Linked DNA regions of Mus musculus: region 2 is linked to region 1. A link is a loop called in an ENCODE intact Hi-C map of the cell type or tissue named here. Cell type or tissue: heart. All regions are shown on one strand. Each heading gives the region's core, and the rest is flanking DNA. Links, peaks and the distances in the headings are about the cores only.

The links. Peaks named below come from ENCODE experiments on the same cell type or tissue, not always from the same donor. Only the 100,000 strongest peaks of a DNase experiment are listed, where the experiment ranks them.
Region 2: it touches region 1 in a loop (12-fold over the local background); 4 of 42 quality-filtered maps call a loop at or near these places.

Annotation. Positions count from the first base shown.
Region 1 is chr19:47,505,292-47,513,291 of GRCm38, forward strand. Stn1 (STN1, CST complex subunit) reads right to left here. Exons shown (of 10, transcript NM_175360.3): 8 at 5,044-5,166; 9 at 2,515-2,587. It overlaps Gm19557 (predicted gene, 19557), which reads left to right and starts at 7,691. Exons shown (of 3, transcript NR_045322.1): 1 at 7,691-7,716; 2 at 7,972-8,000. In heart, for the core only: no CTCF peak of the experiment used is centred there; DNase peaks (open chromatin) are centred at 2,310, 3,630, 5,620, 6,900 and 3 weaker places; H3K27ac peaks cover 4,311 bases.
Region 2 is chr19:47,668,669-47,679,310 of GRCm38, forward strand. Col17a1 (collagen, type XVII, alpha 1) reads right to left here. Exons shown (of 54, transcript NM_001290825.1): 8 at 9,743-9,790; 9 at 8,120-8,263; 10 at 6,768-6,926; 11 at 6,081-6,152; 12 at 4,666-4,737; 13 at 3,753-3,821; 14 at 2,700-2,861; 15 at 2,246-2,326; 16 at 1,731-1,775; 17 at 570-791; 18 at 1-42. Among named protein-coding and RNA genes, the nearest start is that of Col17a1, 18 kb to the right of the region's middle. In heart, for the core only: a CTCF peak has its summit at 5,950 (motif pointing left); a DNase peak (open chromatin) is centred at 5,903; H3K27ac peaks cover 308 bases.

The sequences.
Region 1 (8,000 bases), core at 1-8,000:
ACCAACCAGTGTATATAAAACCTGTCACTTTTTTTTAAGTCTCTTTTAAATATTTTATTGGGGTGCATGTGTGCACGTGCCACGGCACGGATATGAATTAGGGAGCTGCTTCTTGCCGTCCATCTTGCTGCTTTCTGCTGCTGCACTGTGTGTTCCACGCTAGCTGGCCTGGCCCATGAGCTTCGTACCTGCCTCCCAGTTTGCTAGAGGGGTGCTAGGAACACAGGTGTGTGCCACTGAACCCAACTTTTCTGTGTGTTCCAAGGACCTGAACTCTGATAATCAGGCTTTCAGAGCAAGCACTGCCACCCACGGAGCCACTCCTTCCGAGGATGGAGTGTGGACCCCTTTCGTTTACTTTACGGGTGCCAGGCTATAAAGCGCTGCAGTCCCAATGTGCATCAATCTAAGAATGCGGCGGCTGAGGGGCCTGGGATTCAGTGTGGAGGAATGGCATTTTGGGACCATCCGTTCTGGCTGAGGCTCTCACAAAGCAGCAGACAGAGAGGCTGCCTATTGGTTTTGCTTTGTTGCGACAGTCTGTGGGCTGGAGAGGCACCTTGTTTTGGAAGCCTAAGGACCTGAGATTTCAAATCTCTGATACCCATGTAAAATCAGCCAGGCACGGCTGCAGGAGCGCCTGTAACCCCTGCACTGTGTGAATGTGGGGAGGGAGGGGTAGGCACAGGAGAACAGCTGGAGCACCTTGGCTGCCAGCCTTCCTCCATGCTCAGTGACAAGTCTGTCTTAAAAGAATAGGACAGGGGAAGAACTGAAGGAGCTGAAGGGGGTGGCAACCCCACAAGAAGAACAACAGTGTCAACTAACTGTATCTGGGACCCCTGGGGATTCCCAGAGACTAAACCACCAACCAGTGAGCATATATGAGCATACATGGCCTGGTCCATGGCCCCTGGCCTCAATGGGAGAGGATGTGTACAGGTAGAGACTGGGTGCCCCAGGGAAGGAGGGTTGCGGGGGGGAAAGGTAAGGTAGGGGGAGTGAGAGGGTGAGATGGGGAGCACTCGCTCAGAGGCAGGGGTGGGGTGGGGGGTGGGGGTGAAGAACTCTTGGAGGAGGGACCAGGAATGAGGGTAAGATTTGGAATATAAATAAATAAAGCAGTTTTTAGAAAGAGAGAGAGACAGAGACAGAGAGAGAAGGGCAGAAAGGGATAGAGGACATCTAAAGTCTTCCTTTCATTTCCATGCACATACACCAGGTACATATAACACACACACACATACACACACATACACACACACACATACCACACACACATACACACACACACACATACATACATACACATACACATACACACAGGAAGGGGGAGGGAAAAAGAAAGGTGAAATAGAGGGGTATGGGCAGGGGGAGAAAGAAAGCACATCTCATTGTGTTAACCCTGGCTGACCTCCTGCCTCGGCCTTCCCAGGGCTGGGGTTACAGGTCCATGCGACCATGCCTGCCTGTGCTGCTCCATCCCTGCTACGAATGAGCCAAACAGCATCCATTACTACCGTAACAGGACTGCTTTGGGGCTCGCTCTTTCCTTCCCTTTCCCTCCCTCCCTTCCTTCCTCCGTTCCTTCCTTCCTTCCTTCCTTCCTTCCTTCCTTTCTTTCTTTCTTGTCTGATTGTGGCACCCTATTGGTTCTGATCTCACTGGGTCCTAAACCACAGGGTAGATGACCTGGCCTCCCTCTACCTGTCTGTAGACCCAGCCTTTCCTTCTGGGTCTGAAAGGAGTGAAAGACTTCTCCAGAGAGAATAAAAATAGGAAGGGGACCCAGGGCTAACAACCCTTTCTGCTCCTAGGATCATGGTGACATAAGTATTTGTCATTGGCATATGTTTGCAAAAGCCAGGCTCTGGACGGTCACCTTGAAGACTCACAAGTTCATACAGACTCATGATAAGACGGATGCTTTCTTTGTAATTAGGGTGAATTGATATGCGAGTTATCAGACTAGATGTAGTTTGAGTGTCCAGCCACTAGGGGCCGACCTAACTCCACAAACCGGCACTATTTTTCTAAGCCATTTCATTTATAACTCAAGGGTTTCTTGAGATGACTGGATTTCGTTATTCATGAACTGTAATGTCTAAGAGCCGTCCTGCCTGAAACTGAAAAGCCTTGATGTTTGAGAAGAGAGTGAATGTTGACATTACATTCAGAGGCAGTGGTAAACATGGGCGACAAACCAGGGACCAGAAGCAGCGAGCGCATCTCAGAGCCGAGCGTGGTGGTTCACTTCAGTGTGCCCGAATCTCAGGGAGAGCTTGGTGGTTGGCCTCCAGCTTATCCCTACAGGACCGGACACCCCAGGGCTGTTTAAAGGAGCCCCACATGCTGACTCCTCTGCCCAGGCAACACGACATAGAGGAGAGGACAATGAGTCTCGGAGGACAGAAGCCCTGGCTGTCTCCCTCCTGAGTCAGGACAGAGCATCCTGATTCTGTCTAGGAGGGAAGGAACCCTGGGCGCACCGGCTCACCATCACAAAACACTTACGGTTTGGTTTCTGACAGTCTTCCTTAATGATGTGGTAGATCTTCTGCTGCAGGTCTTTGTCTTTGGTGGTTACCTAAAAGGAGAATCCAGAGAGGAAACGTGGTTTGAGAACACAGCAGTGTGTCACTCAGAACTCAAGACCAGCCTTCGAGGCGGTTCTACAAATCCCATAGCAACGACAAGCCTCCCCCATACGCCCTCCCTCAGTGATTCTGATGCGTGGTGGCCGCTGCAGCTCCGCTCTGCCCCTAAGGACACAGCTCTCTCAGGAGCTGGTTTGTTGGGGCCAGAAGGGAAAGCATAACTGGAACCCTGTGCCTTGAAGGGGCAACTGCCCTTTTCTACACTGTGGCCACTCAGACAGACACTCCTCTTCCTTGCCCAGTGTTTTTGAAGGAGCTCCCGCAGGTTCAAAGTTTCCTCCCTGTCCCAGCCTTCTTCCTCTCGGTCCCCTTCTTGTCTTATATTTCTTTAGTTCCTCTTCTTCTAAGCACAAGGAAGAATTAAAGAAGAAATGGGCATGGGGAAGCCAGCAAGCTAGAGAATCCAGCTTATCTACAGAAACGCTCTCTGCTCTTGTAGGCACACCCACAACCATGTTTCTCAACTAGCAGCAGGCTTCACCCTCAGCTACAGGCAGTAAATTTAATAACACTAGAGAAGAGAGAGGGGAGAAGAGGGAAGGGAAGAGGGAAGAGAGGCAGAGAGGGGGGGAGGGAGAGGAAGCAAAAGAAAAAGAAGGTGAGGGAGGGAGGGAGGAAGAGAAGAAAGGGGAAGAGGGAAGGAAGGAAGGAGTGTGTAAAAGGAGAGAAGAAAGAGGAAGGAGGAAGAGCCAAGTCTAAGCATGGGAACACAGCTGAAGAACTGGGTACAGGAAACAGCCATGGCCGCCCGTGAGACCTGATGACTTCGGACTCACAAGATTAGTGTGAAGGTCAACCATGGGTGCAAACAGAGCTCTGGGCTCTGCTGTAACTATGTCCCCAGCAGGGCTTCAGGAGAAAGGAAAGCCACAAATCAGGGATGAGTGGAAGGGAGGGGTCAGCCACAGAAGGGGCCGTGGGATCTATTCCTGTTTGACTACCCCTTCCAGCTCAGGGTGATTCATTCACAAGAGGAAGTGCCCAACCCTGCCACACCTCGCCCTGGGCAGCTGCAGTTGCCCTGGCTGCTTCCCAGGGAGGGTTGCTCTCTACAGACAGACCCTCACAGAAGCCAACCCAGAACAGAAGGAGGCACAAATCTCTAAGAGGGCTCCAGCTGAACTTAGTGTGACAATGGCCGCCATGTCCTGCTTGGCCCCTCCCATCCCGGGATGAGTGGACAGCACTGTGTTATACTGGCTTACCTCTCAACACTGTGGAAAACCCCTCCTACTTAAATAAATAAAACCTGGGCCTCTCCACAGAGGAAATGACCTGCTAAGTAGACCTCTAGCGAGTCTGCAAGCAGGCAGGCCCAGCAGCCTGTCTCCAGAGCTCTCATCTTATTCTGAAGCCACTTCTCCGCTCTGGACACGAGTGGTCCTCTCTCAGCTTACTGCCTCCAACATCAAAGGCATGCAGCAAGAGGCAGACTTCTACCTTGAAAAGATGGAGGCAAGCAAGCAGCCGTCCCGTTCCTCAGAAGGGAGGCTGGCAAGCAAGGCCTTCAGGGAGGCAGACTGGAGTTACCTGAAAGCTTTAACTAAAGTGTCCTTTGCTCCGGGCGCTCTCCTGCGTGAGCCGTCCTTGGAAATACCAACACAGATTCACACAGAGAGCCACACAGATCGAGTCAGGAAACACTATTTGTGACAGCAAAAGTCGTACAACCGTAGTGTCCGTCCGTCCGTCACAAAGGAATGGCTAGAAAGTTCTGGTAAATACTCCTGGTCAGAAAGAGTGAGGCAGACTCGCAGGTGCCGGGACACACGGGCACAGGGACAGACGGTGGCACTGCAGGCTGTGCGGAGCACTCTTCACAGCAGTGGGACATCTGGTGATGCCCGAAGGCATTTCTGATTGTCACAACATACTAGGTGCTAGTGGCATTTAGTGTGAGAGGCCAGGGATGCTGGTGGAAGACACAGGACAGTCTCCAGTGCATCAGCATCTGCACCAGGAGCTCTGAGGATGAGGCCTTCTCAATTAGAAGATAGCTCACTCACTCTTACTCCCTTCCCTTCCGTTCCCCCTTCCCCTACCCTTCCTTCCTTTCTTAAAAAAGCCATAGGGACGTGCTTGTATATCTGTCAATGTACAGATAAATATTTAGACGGCCATTGGGCTTCAAGTGGCAGCATGGATCCGGAGTAGTGGCACACACCTACAATCCCAGCCGTGGAGAGGTGGAGCCAGGAGATTAGGAGTTCAAGGTCAGCCTGGGTTTACAGAGTCAGACTGTTTCACTGGAGGAAACAGTTACATTGTGAAAGGGTAAGAGGTCGCTTTCACCCCGACTCACTGTCTTAGAAACTGGTACTATTCCTAAGCCTAACTGTACTTGTAACGGAAGCCATGAGGGGAAACTAGGCTGCAGGTCTCTTACGTAGTACAGCTTATCAGAGCCACTGTCTCTCTGGAACACGAGTCCTTTTTCCTGAAGCAGCTGGAGAGCATTCTTAAACACTCTCTGCGCTACGCCAGAAGTGCCACTGTCCTTTAACTCCACCTGCACAGGGAAGAAAAAGAAATGTCTCATCTTCCATTACCTGCGACTAACTCCCAAGCCCAACTGGTTTATTATGAATTCACCCAACAGGCTTTTCCTGTGCTGAGTCAGCGTGCTCTAGGCATGCGTCAGCTGAGCAGGCCGGCATTTAGGCAGGGTCAGAAGTCTGCTCTGGAGGGTCACACTTGGTAACTGTGCTGAACTTGGGTTCTGCTCTGACTGATCACGGCTTTGCCCCCAGGCTGCTGGGCGATCTTTCCCATGAGCATCAGCTCCCTCCTCTGAGAGGCCGGGTCAGCAGGGAAAGCACTCGCAGCCATAGGGAGCCAACTGCAGCTCAGCTCCCAGGAACTGCAAACAATACAGGACGCATCCTCTCCAGAGACTGCCTCGCGGCCTCAGGATGTGCTGCCTAGCCTGTTTCAAAGGCCACAGTCCTGAGAGCAAGGACACCAGGGGTCCCTTCTGACAAGCCAGCCGCTTCCGGGACTGAGATCTGTGTTTTGCTCGTCACTTTCAAAAGAACAATGACAGACACGCACGGTTCAGGAAACCAAAATTGCTCACAGACTGAAGCAGCGACTTGGTGCTCAGGCCAGGAACTGGGTGGCTTCCTGAAATATATATAATCTGCCCGCCCAAACATAGTCAGCATTCATCTAGCTGTCAGAGAAACAATGGTCCTGTAAGATCTGCTTATCATGTTTCTGGATTTGCTAAGAAAGGCGACGGTTAGAAAAAAAATCAGAAGGGAGAGACGGGGAAGTGAGCAGCCATGAGTGACAACAGGGCGCCCAGGGCTCTCGGGTTTCTGCATCGCCCGAGCATCTGCAGTCTCCCAGGGCGCTATTAATTGAGGGACACTGACATCCCAAGCAGGGCAATTTGACCAACTGATTCATAATTGATGGAAGAAATCGTTTTCAAAGAGAAACAAATACAGCGACAGATCAGTTTCTTTTTAAATATACAGCACTACACAGAAACAGTCTTCTGCTCTAAGCTTCTTCAAAAGGATACCACGTCAAAACTCCGCCACAGAACATCCTGCCTGGGGGAGTCCTGACGTCTTTCCAGTCAATTGTAGCCATCATGGCTTCACATGAAGGTGGGCCTCGCTACTTACTAATGCTTCTTTAGAACTGGGCATGGTAGCAGACACATAAAGTTCTGCACATAAGAGGCTCAAGCAGAAGGACTGTGAATTTGAGGCTAGCCTGGGTTATGTAGCAAGTTCCAGGTCAGCCTGGACTACAGAGTGAGACCATGCCTCAATAGAAAGAGGAGATGCATGGCTGGAAAGGTGCTTGCCCCCACGTCAAGGCACCTGCTGCCAACTCTTAAGGATCTGAGTTTGATCCTTGGGCCCCAAACACACGCATGCGCGTGCACGCACGCGCGCGCACACAAACCCTGATCTAAAATGTTTTAAAAGGAAAAGAAAAAGGGGAGAGAAGACTAGGAAAGATTTTACTGAAAATAAACTGAGAGGCATCAGAAGCCCTAGGAAGGTCAGTTTAACTCTGAGCTTATTCTAAATGATGAAATGGAAAGGAGGCCAATGGGAAGTGGGCAGTCAGATGGGAGGCTGTCTACAGGCCAACGGGAAGTGAGCAGCTGGAGGCTGAGGCTGTCTACAGGCCACTGGGAAGTGGGCAGCCGGAGACCAAGGCTGTTTAGAAGCAACCTTGGCAAAGAACAAAGTTCCCAGCCACGACCTTCTCCACCCGAGTGTTTTTCTGAAACTCTATCCCTCATCTCCCTTTATGAAATCCTGGGTCACTGCGCACAGAGCCTGTTGCCAGGAAGAGGTAATTAGGTGTGTGAACAAATCTAGGAAGCAAGGTCATGAGGGGCTGGGATGGTGAGAAGGTGCCTGTCCCACCAGCAGCATCCGGAATAAGTTAGGACACTCAGAGCAGCCTGGCTGCTGACGGGAGAAGACTGGAGAGGCGTCAGGACAGTTGCAGAATGGAGCCTGGTTATGGGTGTGAACTCATCCTTGGTACGGGGAAGGAAAGCTCTTAGATGGTGGCAAATCTCTACGTACACAAAGAACAGAAAGATGCACTGCTCACTGAAAACCGAGGTCTCCTAAAGCCGGCAGTGCACTCCCATGTGGGGAACAAGAAGGGAGGCGCCCACCGCTGTCAACATAAGCACAGCATTTGGCCAAGGTCATGCTCCGGACCGGCGGTGGGATCAGGAGCAGGGTGGGAGAGGATGGGAGGGAAACACGCCTGCCATTCTCAGGACCATCTGAATTAAAAAAAAAAAAAAAAAAAAAAAAACCCAAAACCCCAAAATCAATCTTCATTCCTGCAGTACCCAGTCCTGAGGTCCTGTGTAGAGAGCACAGAACATGCAGACAGGGCCTCTGCTAGGACAGCCCTTCAATTCTGCTACAAGAGGTGGGAAAAAAAACCCAAAAACCAAAAAACCACTATGTGCCAGTGACGTCAGCAGGCTGGGACGTAATGGGCGGGGTGAGGACTGCAAGGGACAAGTGGCAGTGACATCACAGATACAGATGGAACTCAGGCCGGGAAGGTAAGTACTAGTGACACAGACAGGGATGCCCCGGGGGTCACAACAGTGAGGGGTGAGATACAGATCTGTGGAGAGATACTGAGGGCAAGTAGCAGTCAGAGGGGATGAGGCATCAGAAGATGACGGTAAGCCGAGACTGTTCACTTAAAAGTAAATACACAGTCACACGCGACAGCAGCGGACCCAAGAGCAGTAATACAAGCGACAGGCTAAACCGGAAATGTCTTAGTAAATCTTAACTTTGTACTAACATAGAAACAGCAAACACCAAAGCAGTGTGCCAG
Region 2 (10,642 bases), core at 1,321-9,320, 160 kb after region 1:
CCAGCTCCTCCACGCGGGCCTTCAGCTTTCTTACCTCCTCCGCTGTGGGGGACAAATGTGGACAATCAGTGAGGACTGAGTCTGGCACTTGCCCTGGGGCTCTGGGTCTGGGGGCAGGGGGACTTCCTCACACCCCTGGGTACTTATTTCAGCAGTATGTATGCAGAGACAACCCTTACGGGCAGCAACGGCCAACATCCTCCCGAACTTGGCTCTGCCACCACCGGAGCCGAATACAAACAAAATTGTTCTCCTTCCTCTGGGAGGTGGAGAGGGTGGTAGCAAGGAAAGAGATTAAATGCTCAGGGAGAAAGACCGCGGGGGCAGTGTGGCCTTATTAAGGCCACCAGTGCAGGAGCCTGGGGTGGAGCCAGGACCTTAGACTTCCGGTGTTCTGCGTAGTGATCTCAATGCTTGAGCCAGGTGCCCCAGGTGCCTCCACGGGCTGTTTCCTATCTTATTGGGTTTACATGGCTCCAACCCTCAGGACCACAAGTGCGCACTCCCATCCCTAGGAAGGTCTGGGGGGGGGGGGGCGGGACTTTAGGCTTGGTGGCCTTGATACCTACCCAGAGCAATGAGGCCGAAGAGCAGACCCAGCAGCAGCAGCCAGGTGAGCAGCAGGCCCAGCAGCCACTTCCACCAGCTGCAGCAGGAGCCGCAGGGGCACCAGGCTGGTGCAGCCCCCCATGCTCCTCCACCGCCACTGGCGCCACCGCCACCACCGCCACCACCAGCACCTCCGCCTTTGCCTCTGCCACCACCGCCACCTCGGTCGTAGCCATGGTTTTCTGTGGAAGAAACAGGAAGGGTGAATTAAATCCAGGAGGCTCTTGCACATCTCCCTTTAAAATTAGTGTCATCATGTGGAGAGGAGGAGGAGGAGGAGGAGGAGGAGGAGGAGGAGGAGGAGGAGGGGGAGGAGGGGGAGGGGGAGGGGGAGGGGGAGGAGGAGGAGGGGGGAGGAGAGGGGGAGGAGGAGGAAGAGGAGGAGGATTTGAATTTACATGGGGACTTTTCATGAACACAGGGTTACGGCTGGAGAGTGAGTCTGAAATCCCCAGGCTTTGGCTGTGGGACCCTGACACTTTATAAAATGAGGTTCACAGATGACCTGCTTCATAAAAACGGTTATGTTATGAAATCATCGGAGGATGCAGCCCACAGCACAGGATTTAAAACATCTTCATTGTTAAGAGTGTCATGTGGATCTGTCACAACCCCTTCATCTGATTAAGTCTAAACCTACACTCCCTGGTCACTATGCCCCCGCCTTTGTGGTTCCCACAGCACCCTGGAGTTACATTTAGTACCATGAACTTAAAAACGAGTTTAAAAAGGTAAGGCTGGCAGTTCTCTTAGGGAGGCGGGAACTTCATGATCTGAACTTCTCTCTCAAGGCAAGGGAGGAGGCAAAGAAACTGCAGGGGACTGGAGCAGCGCAGGACAGCGCCATCTTGGGTCTATCCTGCTATGCCTTCCCTAGTGGAAGACTCAGCCTCAGGGATCATACAGGCTGACGGGTAGGAGTTGTGGAGCCCGTGAAACGTCATCTTTGTGACTCTGTGGTTACCCACTGCCTCAGCCTGCCCACTCCCATCTTCTATCCTTCTTCCTTTCAGGCCTTTAGGAGGCCAGATCTGAACAGCTCACGTATGACATCATCTGTCCCACTAACCATGGCCAGATCCTTTCATGGCAGCCCCTCCCCCACCACCATTCTTACTCACCTGCCGAGGTCATCTTGCTCTTTGTGGACACGGTATTTAGGTCTCCTAAAAGCACATACATAAGTTTGGAGCTGAACATGAGTAAAGGAAGATCACATAAGCACATGTATGTGTACCCTACACATATGAAACCCTATGTAATGAATCCCCACATGTGACCTCCTACCTGTACACCCACACATGCACCCCCTACACACATACACCCCACACAGTGCACCCCCACATGCCCCATGCATGCGTGCACACACGCGAACACACACGCGAACACACACGCACACACACACACACACACACACACACACAGAGAGGAACATGTAACACACAAACACATACACATACCCATTCCCACATTAAAACGGCAGCTTCCCACCCAGTAGGTCTGAGGTAGACTGGATTCTATGTTCCTAACACTCTTGGGTGCCACCAGTGGACCCCATGTTGAATGTTATCGCCCCAGAAGACAAATGAGATGCGGCTTTGTTGAAGTTCGGTGGGCAGGGTCAGATTTGCCTTACCATTCACATCTGCCTTCAGGCAGGTGTCAGCGGCATATGCAGCCTGCTTCTCCTTTTTCAGGGTGTCTTCTGAAAAGGAAGCTATGCACAGAGCCAGTGATCATCTGGTCTATTCTCTCCCCACTCACCCTGCCTGCTCATATCCCCACTCCCTGGGAAGACCAAGGTTAGCCTGGTTGGAAGTTAGTCCAATTTTCCTGAGTTAATCTCCCTCACGGGGGGGGGGGGTGTGGTTAGACTCCTGTTTGCCTGCAGACTCTCTGTGGGTGCTCCCACGTTTTCCTGGCTTCTCTGTACTCAAGGCAGGTCCAGGCAGATATTTTTCCATCGAAGTGGAATCCCCGTGATTTGATGACTAAATCGGTTCAAACCACACCTTATAGAAGTCTTGGGCCTCCTGTACTTATGAAGCCCTTCATCTGAAGCCCATGCTACCCGCTCCACCTGTGCTTACTTGAAGAGATGGTGGCAGGGGAGGCAGTGAAGACCTTCCCACTGTCCTTGGTCATGATCAAGAGTTCCATCTCTTTCTTAGCTGGTGTGTTGTCTTTCTCCAGAATCAGGAACTTGCAGTCTTTATGCAAGAGGTCGTCACTCTGGACACTGGTGGTGCAGGCTAGAGAGGACAGAAGTGGATGGGGGGGGGGGAGGAAAGGGGGTTCACCAGTGTGTATGGGGGTGCTCCTGGTCTCTTAGACAGTGATGCTATGAAGCATCTTGCCAGCTATGTCTGGCCATCGTGAGGTTAGGTCAGTGCTGATGACTGGTCTATGGGGCTGTCTCCCTACATGTAGACACAGGATCTTCCTTGATTTTGTAGAAGTCCCCTTCACCAGCCAGGCCCTTCTTAAACTAACCAGATAGACTTGTTACCATCCTGGGCAAACTTTTGCTAAAGCCCTGCTCACTTGTACACGGACCACATGTCTACCCCATCACTTGCTTGCTTAGGAATCATATTATTCTCTGGAATTGTCTGGTGGACTGTGTATTTCTCATCTGCTTGTCCCCCTGGCATTGTCTTGTTCTCCCCTCGAGTCTGGTCCATGTGCCACCGTGACACCTGGAAAACCAAACTGTCTGATACTAAACCATGGGTGCTCAGGATACTTTTATGTTGAATGAATGAATTTCTGATTAGGAGGAGACCCACCAGGATCTAAACACTGGGAGAAATAGCTCATCGCATGGGGTGAACTCAAGTTGATTCTATAGAAAGCAGTGAGGTGTTGACAGCTTCTCTGGGCTCCCTGCCTCTGATAGGTTACACGTAACAGGAGAAGGCCAGAAGCAGTTCCCATATGAGCGTGGTGGCTGGAGTGTAACAGACAGTAGGTGTGTGTGTGTGTGTGTGTGTGTGTGTGTGTGCTTCGTGCTCCTCTGAGTTGTGTTTGTGGGTCCCAGGCCACCCAAGGGTTCTCGCCTGTCTTCCAGGATACCACGTGTTATATCAAGTACTTCTTTCTGTGTGCCAACCTGGGCCCTAGAAGCTGGCACTAGTACTCACTGGCAGAGGTGGACACGCCGGTGCTGGTGACAGTGGGAGGCTGGGGCACGTTTTTCTTCGCTCCGTATGCTGCGAGAGAGAAAGCACCCTGAGCTGGCCAGCCTGGGAAAGTGGCTCAGCAGCCGTCTGATCAGCCCAGAGGAAGTAAATGAAATCAACTCTCCAGCAGTGTGGGGCTTAATTTCCTGTTTCTTTTCCTAGTTCTCAAGCCCACTTCCACCAGGAAGTCCTCTTAGATTTTACTCTTTACAAACTCACTTAACCCCTGTTGCTTTACAGGATTCTCTCTTTTGTTGTTGTTGTTGTTTGTTTGTTTGTTTTTGTTTTTTTAAGACAGGGTTTCTCTGTATAGCCCTGGCTGTCCTGGAACTCACTCTGTAGACCAGGCTGGCCTCGAACTCAGAAATCCGCCTGCCTCTGCCTCCCGAGTGCTAGGATTAAAGGCTTACAGGATTCTCTTGTTGCTTCTTACTGGGTTAAGTGTTTTTTCTTCCAACTAAGGAGCAGGCAAGTTGGATGCAGGAGCTAAACACCACCACCCTTCTGCTCTAACACCAGGTCTGCACAGAGCCAATGGCCCTAGTGGCCCACCGTAGAAACAACCACTAAGATCTATTTGGGTGGAAGTGGTCTGCAGAAAAGTGCGTTGTAAGCTCAGGAGACCACTGCCCTGACCAGCTGGGTAGAAGCCACAGGGTGGAGGTGCTGGGTTTACAAGCTCCCTGTGTATTTAACTCACATTGGAGATGGTGAGGGATAAAGGCTGGCCTCTCTAGGCTCGGAGAGAGGGCTGTTTAATTGATGGGAAAAGGCCGCTTGGTCCTTTTAACTGTTTGTACAAAGGTATGTTGTAGGTTGTAGGAGCTAAGGGCTGTCAATTCCCACTTCTGAGCTCCAGACTTGCGCTACCAACCTGTGGAAGCGGTGGTTGTGCCATGGGAGAGGACAGAAGAGCTGGGGGCCAGATTGTTCTGCATGCCAAACACTGTGAGAGAGATGGGGAGTAGGTAAAGATGCTCTCTGGATGCTGCGAGCCCCCCTGGAGACCCCCAGATCATTTTCATGAAAACTCTTTTTTGCCAGTGGCAGACTGTAAAAACTTTCCTGGTTTTCATTGCTCTTAGTAACGTGGTCGTCTCCCTCTCATAGTAAACATTATTAATGACTGTCCCAGAGAAAGAGCCATGTGTCTTCATAGCAGCGGTTCACATAGGGCCTGCCAAATATTAGCCTCCCTCAAAATCCTAAAATATCCCATCCCTGGAGCTCCCTATGGCTGGTTGGTACACAGAGTGGGAACTGAGTGCAGACGTACAGACGGAGAAGCACTAACATGGTGGGTCTCTACCTCTCCTTTCAACTCTTCTGACTCAAGCACACAAACCCCCCACCCCCACCCACTTTTGAGACAGCATATCTTCTTCATACCATACGCTTCGAGATAGTACCAATGAGCTGGCCAGCCTGAGAAGGTGGCTCAGGGGCCGTCTGATCAGTCCAGAGGAAACATGAAACCAGCTCTCTTCAGCAGGGTGGGGCTTAGTTTCCTGTTTCTTTTCCTAGTTCTCAAGCCTACTTCCACCAGGAAGTCCTCTTAGACCTTACTCTTTACAAACTCACTTAACCCCTGTTGCTTTACAGGATTCTCTTATTGTTTCCGGCAGGTTACGTATTTTCTACTCCAACTAAGGAGTAGCTAAGTTCAATGTAGGTGCTGAATGCCACCGAGTCCCTTCCCCTGTCCTAACCCCAGGTCTGCACAGGGTCAATGGCCCAGGTGGCTCACTGTAAAAACAACCACTGAGTTTTATTTAAAGAGGTTTATTTGAAGACTCCCTCTTGAGACAGCAGAGCTCTATACAGCCCTGGAACTCACTGTGCACATCAGTGCAGTCTTGAACTCAAGTATTTACCTGCCTCTCCTCTGGGGTTCTGGGATTAAAAGCGGGCATCACCACACCCTGCTAAATCCTTGCCCCAGTTGCGACTCCCTGGCTTGTGGTTGTCCACTTAACTGCTTGACATAGCCCAGGAATTCTCAGTGGGAATCACTGGGATTCTCAGTGAGGGACTGTCTGAGTCGGCCTGTGGACATGGCTGAGGGGATTGTCTCCATTGTCCTAACTGGTGTGGCTCTCAGAGCCTCTACATGAAGGCTCCAGTTCTTGGTGATCCAGTGCTCTCTACTGCCCCCCGCAGGCACTTCACGGTAACGGAGAGCAAATATACATGCAGGCAAAACATTCGTCCACATGAAATAAACACGAATATATTCTTTTCAACATAGCATAAGGGGACAACCAAGGTGACAAGGTGGCAGGCTCTGACCTGAGGAGCAGCTGCTGAGTCCGGGGTGCAGGGTGGGAGAGCAGGACGCCATGTTATTTGGCACTCCAAAGACTACAGTGGGAAAGAGAAAGCAGGCAACGGTAAGGCTCAGGGCAAGGCACAAGCTCAGACTCTGTGGGAGTCTCAGAAGAAATGCTGGGATCTGGCTCTTCTGTCCTGTTGCACTTTTGTTGTTAGAAGAAAAAAAAACCTTAATATTCAGTTCTCTCCCTTAGATGCAGAGAACCAGACATGAGCCTGTGGTACCTTAGGTCCTAGCCAAAGATGATTTTGGAAGTCCAGACCTGGAGTAGACAAGTGGATCCAGTTAATGGCTCTCTTGTTAGCGGCTGCATTTTACAGAGTGTGTGTTGGGGGGGGGTGTCTCAGAAAATTGAGTTGTTCAAGATTCCCACAATCAGTTCACACTCATTGATACATGTTTTTTTCTGATCCTTTTCCGATTATATTTCTCCTGATACCCCATCCGGGACGTTCATTGTATAAAAAGTACCTGCTAGAACCTAGTTGATTAAGTTGAAATGAATGGGCTTTGGCCATTAGGCCAGGAAAAACCCCTCCCAGGAGGCCCTGGGGATGGCACAGAACAAGGGATATCTTCAATGACAGAGAGGAGCTGTGGCTGTCCCTACCGAGGAGTGACACGCCGTGTGCAGTCACACCTACCTGATCCCGTTGAGTAGGCATTGGTGTTGAGGAGGGATGTGCTCTGGGCTGTTATGTTGTTCTGATAGGTCCCCAGGGAGGACCCTGCAGGCAAGGTGGAGGACCACATGTGGGGCGGAAAGTTGGTGTCCAGTATTGCTGAATCATAGGTTCCGGACACTAGGAACAGAAGCACAAACATTTGTCACCGGGGGAGATTTGAACTCTTTCCTGCTGGGCCTTCCCAGCACTTTAGCACTGAAGGTCCCATACCTCAGTTCAGGACAGCCCGAGGCACCGAGCCATTCTACTTTTGACTGAAGTCAAGATTTGATCTCTTAGATTACAAAATTCTTGCCAGTCCTTGGTAAAATTTGATATTAATTTGAGTTAGAATCTACTCATTATGTCTTGTAAGATTTCTTTTCCTACATCTTGGTGACCTGCCTCCTCCAATGGGGACAGCTCCCTTACTGCCATTTTCAAAGATGTCATGGGGTTGTTCACTCAGGAGCTACTTTTAGTCATCCTTAGTAAATGTGGGGTATGTACCAAACAAAGGAGTGTTCAGGTATAATAACTCCTTGATCATAGTAACCTTCTTGCTTAGATACTCATTAAAGCATCTCTGTGCATCAACCAGACCTAAAGGCACTCTGTCCCTGACAGGGCTTTTCATAGATCTTCAAATATGCCATTTCTGCCTATTACGTGGGAGAGGGAGCTGGGTACACTGTTGCTAATATTGCTTGGAGACTTGGTTTTATAGGGAAGTCATACAAGGGAGGTCATGGTATCAAGACTTTGCCAGGAACAGAAGGACATCATCATGGACAGAAGATGGCAAGTCTTTCCTCATCTCTGTCCATGGCTCTGCTAACTTCTCTTTCTGTCATCTGATGGAAGACACATGCTCCATAAGGGTGCTGAGAACTCCTAACCCGGGTGACCCTAGCCTCTTAGACTCTTGTCCAACTTCCCAGCGACCCTCCTCTCCTCCATGATATCGACTGTGCCTCTTTTGTTCCGAGCCTTCTCTCAAGGCTTGACACACAGTAGGCACAGGATAAATACTTCACTCCTGATGATGAAAACACTATGAATGTTCTCTCAGTCTTCTTTTGGGAGACCTGACCAACACATCTACACTCTCAGAACCTGCTTGGGGTGGGGATCTTAAGGATTTAGAGTTGGGTACCACATCCTCAGAAGATAGCCAACCAGGTGGATGAGAAAGCCCCACCCAGACCTTCACAGTGTGAAAGAGCAGGCGCTCTGTACTTTTACAATTCTGGCAGAGCTGAAAGGTCTTGAGGGCACACCTGCCACATTGTCCCCATGACCCCATGGCCGACTGGAGCCGCCAAGCTTACCTGAGTGGGAGCTCGCTGTCACTGTTTTGGTCTCTACGGTGCCTTTCTTGGGGATGGGGAGTGTGTTGGAGGTGTTCCTGGTGGGACTTGCACTTGCAGAGCGGCTCCCCTTAAGCAAACGCTTCACCTCATCCAGTTCTGTCCCTGCAGAGAACCCCAGACTTTCCCATCAGGCCTCGGGAGGGACCCTTTCCTAAGTCCAAAGATCAGACTGGATATTGATGGCCCTCTTATATCAGAGAGGCTACCATCTGCCTCATATAGGGGAACCCGCTCCATTAGCTTTGTAAGCTTAAATTTTGCCAATTTATAACTGTTATAAACCTGACAGTTTGTAACCTTAGCAGAGTCATGAATACATGACCTCCGAGTCCTTGGAAGATATTTCCTGATTCGACCTCATTAGGCACCGCAGAGGTGACTGCCTGCCTGGAAGACACTGCTGTCCGGGTTTGGGCTGTTAGAGAGCTAGGCTCTTTAAGACACTAGCTTAACAGTTGTTTTTTTTTTTTTTTTTCCTGAACGTGGTGCCTTGGATGCCCTGGTATGTGCCTGCCAGTGTCAAAGGGACTTGAGGTTTACAACTCCTAGACATCTCACTGCCTCTGCATTCATATCTGCTTTAGTTTCAGACCCATCTGGATGGTTCTAGTGTAACAAGGTGAGCGAGGAGAACCAGGTCCTTGTGTCCCTTCGGGGTGACCCACAGGAAGGAATGGGGGGGTATCAGGCAAGGACAGTGAGCAGGGAAGAAGCAAATGGACAGACAGACAGCAGGTGCTGGGAACTGCCCTGCCCCTCTCCCCAAAAAGCTGCATCCATTGGGATCCACATCTCTAAGCCTGGAAGGACTCTGGTGAGAAAGGGTTAGACACGGGGTCAGATCCTATGACCAGGTGTCAAGCTCTGGGGCCAGCCTCGCTCGGGGTCACATACCAGCTCTTCCTTCTTTTATGCCTTGCCCCTGAATCCCACCCAAAAAGTTGGGATCATCTCAAAATGGAGCCTCTAACAAGGGCAAGAGGGATCCAGTGTGCTGAGACTGCTGCTGGATCTCTGACCTTTGAGATGAAGTTAAAAACCCCATTTTCAACTCCCAACGCTTCTCTCACCTGAACCCTCCCTTTGGGACTCCATGGAGAACTGCCTTTGGGAGGTCTTTAGCTACCAATATCTTCCGGCCCTAACCCTGACCTACTGTTCAGTTTCTCCTTAGCCAACCCCTAGCGTAGAAGGCTTCTCTGGCCCTGTCTCCATCTCCCTTTGCTGTGCTCCCTCATACTAAGCTATGGGTGTTGGTTGTTTTTCCATTTCCCCATTAGACCCTGAATTACTAGCCAGGGACCATGGCTTACTCAGCAACCTGGCTCCAGACCTTAGACCAGGGGCCCACATCCAGGAAGTCGTCAAGGATGTTTGATGACTGAGCATAAATGGGCACTTGTGCGCGCACACACATGCACACTTGCACGTGTGCATGTATGCATGGTGGTGGTAGGGGTGGTGGGGTGGGGAGAGTGAGCGCACACAATAGTCCCTAATCCCTCAGCACTGTGCTGCGCCTGCATCTGATTTACTCTGTTTCCCAGACACTCTCATGGTGGTAGGACCGTGACCACTTACATCTGGTGGATGGCGACGCGCTCTGCAACCGAACTCGAATTTCGCTCTCTGTATGAGGGGAGAGAAGAGACAGGGATGTTGTGGATGAGGGAGTCTGTCTGCATCACTGCCCTGGACCCTAAGGTCTGAGCACAGGATGGTTCACTGGGCTACTTTGTGATCTCTCAGTTCTTCACCAGGAGACCTGGGTGTCACTACAAAGGGGATGTCCCTTCCCCACTCCACTTGCCAACTGCGCACCCCTAGGCACCTGAGACTTAACGAGAGCCTAGGCTGAGCAAGGAGACCCCGAGACACTTTATCACCACCCTCTTCACAGTTGTCAGCATCCAGCATCTTTCTGCCTCCCAGCTCACTTAAGGTACAGGCAAAAGAATCTAAACTCTCCAACATCCAGTTAGTCATCAGAAGAGGAAGCCCATAAGCAGCCAGCTTTACAGGATTAGCTTCGGCGAGAGTGGGCGTCTTTTAACAATCATTCTAAAGCCGTGGGTGGCTGGGGTAGGCCGAACTTAAGCTCCCGATGAGAGTGAGACACTGTGAGAGCAGAACCTGGACACGGCGAACACGCAGAGCCCGCAAAGGACTCTGCCGTCAGCACAGCCTGACAAAGGCTCCTGTGGTCACTCCAGGCTCTGCTGGGGTGGCTTCTCCTAGAGACTTTTTCTCTCTTCTATCATCTCTAGATGATGACTTTACAAAATTATCCCTTGCAGTCATTTGAAAAAGAGGGGCTTTTGCTTATCTTGCTGTATAACGGCGATCAACGCACATCTGGGAGGGTAGCTATGAAGACAGATGTGACATCTGTATCACTGTCACTGGAATCCATTAGGCCGTTACCAGATACCCCCTTCCCCTGCTCTTGGAGTTGGCCAAGGCTCTGTCAGTTCTCAAGGT